Regions from separate parts of the Homo sapiens genome. Here region 2 is linked to region 1. Evidence: chromatin contacts called from ENCODE Hi-C data. All regions are on one chromosome and are shown on one strand. Each heading gives the region's core, a stretch centred on a gene start or an enhancer-like site at or near the end of the contact. The rest is flanking DNA. Distances are from core to core; before and after follow the strand shown. Region 1 holds the start of C2orf74-AS1 (C2orf74 antisense RNA 1). Region 2 holds the start of AFTPH (aftiphilin).

The links. A loop is a pair of places that touch in the nucleus more often than their neighbours do. Pooled maps may share reads with other maps.
Region 2: a loop to region 1 is called in a map of naive thymus-derived CD4-positive, alpha-beta T cell, with 9 times the contacts of the local background. The contact joins the promoter of AFTPH here to the promoter of C2orf74-AS1 in region 1. A Hi-C loop is called at or near these places in 1 of 168 maps with a recorded cell type or tissue (naive thymus-derived CD4-positive, alpha-beta T cell), 1 of 37 single-sample maps with no recorded cell type and 7 of 50 pooled maps.

The regions. Positions count from the first base shown.
Region 1 is chr2:61,176,186-61,179,705 of GRCh38, forward strand. It overlaps C2orf74-AS1 (C2orf74 antisense RNA 1), which reads right to left and starts at 2,100. Exons shown (of 2, transcript NR_183879.1): 1 at 1,921-2,100. It also overlaps the pseudogene AHSA2P. RefSeq lists a silencer at 1,006-1,555.
Region 2 is chr2:64,522,260-64,525,899 of GRCh38, forward strand. AFTPH (aftiphilin) reads left to right here and starts at 2,069. Exons shown (of 10, transcript NM_203437.4): 1 at 2,069-2,353. It overlaps AFTPH-DT (AFTPH divergent transcript), which reads right to left and starts at 1,896. Exons shown (of 1, transcript NR_136167.1): 1 at 1-1,896. MIR4434 (microRNA 4434) reads left to right here and starts at 3,254; the gene lies at 3,254-3,306. RefSeq lists enhancers at 1,626-1,845, 1,947-2,447, 2,448-2,948 and silencers at 2,046-2,205, 2,236-2,315, 2,326-2,575.

The sequences.
Region 1 (3,520 bases), core at 850-3,349:
TGATGCGCCCGCCTCGGCCTCCCAAAGTGTTGGGATTACAGGCGTGAGCCACCGCGCCCGGCCAAGACTGATTGTTCTAGAACACATCTGATCGTGTCATTTCTCCATTTAGGTTGCCTCAGTGGTTGCCCATTGCCTGTATGGCCAAGTGCAAGCTCCTTAGCAGCGGAAATGAGGCTTCTTAAGATCAGGCAACCCCACCACGCTGCTCCTTCATGTGACTCTGTTATAGCTGCTTTAGTGAAGTGTGAAAGGTGAAATCAAAACGTCTTTTTGTTTTGAGGTCAAAACGCCTTTAAGCAGTGTGTTTACATGACTGTTGTAGCTTTCTGGAAGATAATGTTGGAAGGTGGTAGCTCCGGTAGGCAAATGGAGAAAATGTCTCCACTCGTGAGTGTATTTCGTGGATGACCGCAGGCAAAGGACAGGTCGGCACAGGGGAAGAGAACAGTCAGATGCTTCCACCTTTTCACTGTTCTACCCATTTCTGTGCTAACTACCCATGTAGTTAGCAGAGAACACCCCAGTAACATTGTCCAAATAGTTCGTGCAAAGTTTTAGCTAGAAGCCGAAAATTCGTGAAAGGAATCATTAATACTCCATGATAAAGTGCATCAGTTTGCAGTAACATGCGTTTGCAATCACATTCTTTCGTTCTCTCTAAAGGATTATTACGTGAATAAAATGGAAATACTCCCGCAGTAACATGGGACTAGTTGGAAAGGTGCCGGGAAGGGGGGAGGGCGAGAGACTGCGTCGCGGAAAAAACCGCAGCGCGGCAACTGGGCGCGGACTCGCTCTTAGGCGAAATCCGCAAACGGTGTGACGTGTGCGCGCTGTGGCCCCAAAGGCCGGTCTTACAGCGACCTGGGCGTTCGAGGTCGTGTCCTCGAGAGCTATAGGGAGCCTGCCGAGGCCACCTGACGGCGGTGTCGCGTCTACACTGCCGGTTGGACTCTCAGGCACCCGCTACTCAGCGCCCTGCTTCCCGGCGCCGGGAATCACGAGCCCGCCAGCACCGCGGGACTTGCAGCGCCCTCCGCCCTTCGCAGGCGGCCCAGACAGCCCCGTCCCGCCCTAGCGTTAGGAGACGCGCAGCGGAACCCCGGCGGCCCCAGCCCCTCCCCGCCCGCGCGTCCCCGCGTCCCCGCGTCCCCGCGCGACCCGCCTCCCAGATCCCGGCTGGGGCTCCCGGGCGCGCCGCGGCAGGGCGGGGCGGGGCCGGGGGCGGGGCCTTCTGGCAGTTTCTGGGAGCTGCGAACGCGCCGCCCCGGGGCTCGGCGGCCGGAAACGCTGGCTTCGGAGCCTTAGGCGCCGCGGCCTTTCCTTGTTTTCCGCCCAGTCCACGCCGCCATGGCCAAGTGGGGCCAGGGGAACCCCCACTGGATCGTGGAGGAGCGGGAGGACGGGACCAACGTGAACAACTGGCGCTGGCGCGGCTGGCGGCGGCCTCCTTCCGGGATCTGGGGAGGGCCGGGCCGCGGGAGCCGGGGCTGCCCTGGGGTCTGTGCGGGGCCGCGGGGCCAGGGGGTCAGGGGGCCGCCCCCCCTCAGCTGCTGGACGCAGGGCTCGGCCTTCGCCTCTCGGCTCGGGAGAGTCCTTGAGTACGGAGACCGGCTAGGAGGGTTGCAGCTGCCTCTTTTTGAAAGTTGGGTTGGGCCCCAAGAGTGACTTCCGACAGACCTTTCCACTCCCACCGTCTGTGGCCTGAGGGCCTTCCCTTCTCCTCCCGCCCACCCCTCTGGATGTTTCGGGGAGTTAGAAGGGAGCTGGATTGAGAGACTGTGTTAGGGGCGGGGGTATGGAACGTAGTGGAAAGGGCAGAAATTTGGATCTCAGTTCGCGCCCACCCCGCAGGCGCCTCCCGCGAGCCGGGCCCTCTGTGAGTGAGACAAGCTCCCCTTCCTTTACGCGCCTCACCTGGCGCGTGGGGAGAGGTCGGCAGCCCTCCGCCGCAGAACCTCCGGAAGGGATGTCCTCTGCCCTGCGCCTCTGGCCGGGGCTGTGGTCCCTCCAGGCCGTCGAGGGGATGCTGAGGCCGGTCCCCAGAGGAGCATGACTTGGCTGGTCCGGAGGAGCTCTGAGGGCATGGGCAATCTTGGCTCGCTGCAACCTCAGCTTCCAGAGTTCAAGCGAGTCTCCTGCTTCAGCCTCATGAGTAGCTGGGACTACAGATGCGTGCCACTACGTCCGTCTGATGTTTGTATTTTTAGTAGAGACAGGGTTTCACCATGTTGGTCAGGCTGCTCTCGAACTCCAGATCTCGTGATCCGCCCGCCTGGGCCTACTAAAGTGCTGGGATTACAGGCGTGAGCTAGATCTGACTTTCTAGTGTCCTAGCCTTGGCCCGATGGACATGTCATTTCTCTCAGCTCGTTTCTGTCCCCTAAAGTGAGAATATTGCCTGGGAAGATTACATTAGACGATGTATATGCGAAGACACTTGATAGCTGGTATTGTCATGATTCTGATTAGTTCACTACTGCTACTTTCCCTGTGGCCTAGGCTTTGCCTATTTCCAGTGGGCGAGCTAGCTAGATCCTCCTCCCTTAAATAAGCCAGTGTTTTTAAGACAGAATACTACTTGCATAGTGGACAATAATATCTTAAAGAACTGAGCAGGATGAAAAGAATTTGATAGAAAGCAGGTTTGAGGAGCACATTGGAGGTTGGCAGGTTTCGAGGCTGCTTGAGAGGACTTGGGCCGATCTGGGCTGGGCTTGGACGTGACCCTGGCACCCAGGCAGGTGGATCCCAGCTGGGGCTTCCATTCACGACTTTCTGGTCCCTGGCAGGACAGAGCGGGATGCCACCAGCTTGTCCAAAGGGAAGTTCCAGGAGCTCCTGGTGGGCATCGTTGTGGAGAATGACGCTGGCCGCGGCGAGATCAACGAGTTGAAGCAGGTGGAAGGGGAGGCTTCGTGCAGCAGCCGCAAAGGAAAGCTGATTTTCTTCTATGAGTGGAACATCAAACTGGGCTGGAAAGGTAACAGGGGCCTCAGGGTACTAGTGGGGCTGGGGACAAAGTGCGTTCATCATTCAGCGAATGTTTTTACAGCCCCTGCTATGGGCCTGGCACACTGACTGGCTCCTGAATCAGCGTTGGTAGATCCTGACACTCTGGCCACACTTGAGTTCCATGGGCCAAGAAGGATGGGGATTTCCCTTCTCGCAGCACTCGCAGCTGCTTAGAGCTCATTGCTGTCAGCTGGGCCCTCTTCTACCAGGCCCTTGTGAACAGGAGTCTCCCGGCATTGCTGCCTGGAGCACTCTTCCCCCAGGTAGCTGCCTGCCTCCTTCAGGTCTTTGTCCTGAGTAAAGCCATCTCTGTGCATCCTTGGAGACTCCTGCCTTGTGCCATCTTTCTTCCCTACTTTATTTTTCCCCAAGGCACTGAAACTTGCTTTACAAAACTATTTTGCTTACTGTCCTGCTCCCTCTTTCTGTCATTCAGTAGGGTAGGGATTTCTTTTAAAAACGGCTTTTTTGAGACATAATTCACTCATTTAGTGTGTATAAT
Region 2 (3,640 bases), core at 819-3,318, 3.3 Mb after region 1:
CAATTAAAATTAAGGTTTTACATTAAACGATGGGTGGAAATGCTTACAACACAAAAGGGACACAAAATCTACTTAAATTATGATTACAAGTTTGTAAAAAGTACGCACAGGAAAAAAAAACTAGAAGTAAATACAACAAATGTTAACTGGTAATTTTTTTCTTCTTCTTTTCTTGATGCCAAATCTTAGGTAATGCAGTTATGGCCATAATTTTTAAAAGGTAAATAAAAACAATACTATCATTGACTCCAAATGAAATGGACTTTATATTTCCCACAGATTTATCACCTTAAAAACACTCAAATACTTTCCCTTTGTAATAAAATGTCATGAGCATTAGGGCACTGTCTTCGGAATTACATGTAAGATTACCAATTACAAGTTAGTTGGCCAAATAGGTACTCAATTTCCCTATTACAAAATTGTAAGCTGATGGGGGGTGTGCAATTTAATTTAATTTTTTTTTAGACAGGGTTTCACTCTGTCGCGCAGGCTGGAGTGCAGTTTAAATTCATTTAGTTTAAACATGTTCTTAGTGTAGGGTCTGCTTTAAGGTCTAGTCATATGTTCTTATTTTGATATTTCTGTTTAGTAGAGCTGTAAAATGAAAACAAGCATGTGTTCGTTTAAAATCAATTTCTAGTTTCTACACACACACAAATTCAAGCTTGCACACGAGCTAAACCAGCAGGGGGCGAAATACAATAGGCATAAATTTGACAAGCCATATAGATTTTTCTTACTTTAGTGACTGAGCAATAACACAAAATCCAGCATAACCACAAAGCAATTGATACTCCCATTTAAAGTGATGCAGTCTCCGTATATCTTACAGCGATTGAATAGTAAAGAGACAAATGCGGGTCCATTGGAGCGCTCCGAGTTAATTTGTCTAGAACATTGCAGAGGCGGGATAAATCGTGATGAACTGCTATTGTCCTTATCTTTCTCCTGATTTGTATAATTCCTCCACCCAAAGGGGTGGACACTTCTCTGTGCCTGAGGGGATGTTTTCCATTCTTGTTTCTTTGCGTAACTGCTGAGCTTTGCTGTTTTGGAACTATTTTAAATTATTCAAATTACTGATGCAGACGTTTGGCAAATATGGGCAGAATGAGGGGCCGGCGGGGGTCATGATTTGTAGGACCCCGGGCTCATCATCCGAGACAGTAATCATAATCCTGTAGCCTTGTAGTCTGATTGTTACACTGGCAGGTGTTCTAACAGATATTCATTGTAAAGGAGGAGGAAAGGTAATATTTTTATTACCTTTATATAAATAACAGTTGATTATATAAATAATCAACTGTTCAGGACTGATGATGGAAACAAAATCGGTTACGACCTCTGTTCCAGAAATGCGTTTGAATGCATAAGTTTATGGTGATCTCTTTAGCTTCACTAGATATTCTCCGTAAGGGTCTATGAAAAACGACCACCTTCTCCATCCATTAGCCAAATTCCGGACTACTATTTTCTTGTCGGTCTCGAAGACGATTTGTCAGTTTGGCGGCTGCTTTCCCACCTTAAATTCTATTTATCGCAACCTCTTGTTATTTGTTAAATATCAGCTTCTTCCTCTGTCGGCATAAATTTAAAAAGAGGAAGAGACAGGCTGTGAATGAAAAAGTCGTTTTTCGGGGCGAAAAGGGCAAGCTGACGAATGCTCTCTAGTAGGTTTTTGGTAAAAATGTGGTTCTATATTTCCAAACCTTTACAATTTTATTTGGAGAGCAAGAGACTTAATCCGGTCTTGAGCTGAACGTTAACCGGCTGAAAGGAGCACCTGTCCTTCGCCAGGAGCGCAGCCTCAACCGGCGCCTGAGTGCGGGAAGACGTCTATCCCCCTACAGCTCTATGACTCGCAAGGAAGTAAAAGGAAAGGGCAGCTTGCCCGCACCCAAAATGGCGGTCGGCGCTCTGCACGACAGCGCCTGCGCAGGGATAAGCGTTCTGTGACACCAATTCCCCTGGAGTGTCCTCCCCCACCCCACAGCACCCACCAGCGCCCGGTCCCGACCTAGCCACCTGCGCCCGGAAGTGACGTGTCGGCGGCAGCGGTTCCCCCGCTGCATGATGGGAGAGTGTGTGGAGTGGGCGGGGGGTCTCCGCGGAGGAGGTGGAGGAGGCGGCGGCGGCGGCGGAAGAGGGCGGAGGGTAGTGGGATGGGGGTCCCGCGGCAGCGGTGAAACTCCGGGTGGGCGTCCATGGTGCTGCTGCGCTGACAGGGCTGTGAGCAGCCGGCCTTCCGCTCTCACCAGTTCCGCGTCGGAATAGACGGTCCTTCCCCGGGGAGTCAGTTCCTCCCCGGGCCCCTGAGCCATGCCCATCGCAGCCGCCCCGAAGGAGCCAGGTAAGCGCCGCCGCTCCGCTCCCCTAGCTGCGCCGGGGAAAGAGGGTGCGGGGACCAGGCCCGGCCCAGCAGCCAGACCCTCACCCGGGCCGGGAGCATCTGCCCGCCGCGGAGCCGGGAGCTGTGAGGACGGAGCTGGCTCTGCGGGCCTGCGGGCTCCCGGCTCTGCTCTCTTCTGCGGCGAGTGCGGGAACGCCGCTGGTGGCGCCCGAAGCGCACGGCCCCCTCCTCGCCATCCCGGGCACCGGCCGGGTAAGTGGGAGTCCTTCCCTCCCCGGCCACCGCCGGCTCTCCCTGCCCCTTTGCTTCCACCTCCCAAAGCTCCGCGCTGGCTGCGTTCTCCAGGGAGCTGTTCAGAAGTTTGGGGCTTTGCTTGGGCTTCTTCGCTCTCCTTCCCCCTCCCTCGTGACAGGTGTAAACACTGCCTCCTTCACCGAGGCCCGAGGCTGGCCGCGACCTGAGTGTGCTGCTTCCAAGGGTCTCTGAAGCAAGCGAATTTGGAATCCTCCAACAGGCAGAGGGGACAGCCCCAAAGCTCACGCATCCCTTCCTCAGAGTACCTTTTCTGCTGTCTTCTTGCACTCTTCAAGAAATTATCTGCGTCTCCTCTCCAGTTTGCGTTTGAAAAGTTGGACCATATTCCTTAAGTGCCTGGTTTGGCAGGTGCTGCGTCTTGCTTGGGGCAGAGGCAGAGTATGGAGTGAGGGGTGGTAGGGTCCTTGCTCTATTAGGAAAGTAATGGGGATAGCAAGGTTTTTTTTTCCTTGTTGCTTTGTGCAAGTTATAGCTTGGTTATACTGAATCTTTTCTGTTGGGGCCGAGGGAAGAACTGACTCATACATGTAAATTTTTTACTGGGCGGGGGGATGAAACAAAAGTAATGGTTCCGTTTCAAAGTTCTCACTTTAGGAGAAGTAAAGTAGAACTTTGGTTTTCAACTTTTCCTACAGTGTAAGTCTTCCTTCCACCTCCTATTCCGAGGATTTTATTTGGTGGAGGGGAGACACAGAGTTTATCTTTGATGCTACACTTAATTGTTGCTTTCAGTTAACCTCTTAGACATTAAAATATATGCTAAACTCTAGGGACAACAAATGTTTCAACATTATTATGTTAATATAATTAACACAGTCACGTACATTTTATATGCTTTACCAGTTTAAATGTTGGCTTTTTTAGTAGTCATTTTTAACACTTCGCAGAGGTATATTTGTTTAAACAAAGTATCTGTGGTAGTCTCCTAAATTTTGTTCATAAAGATATTTCACATGGATTAAAAGACAGATC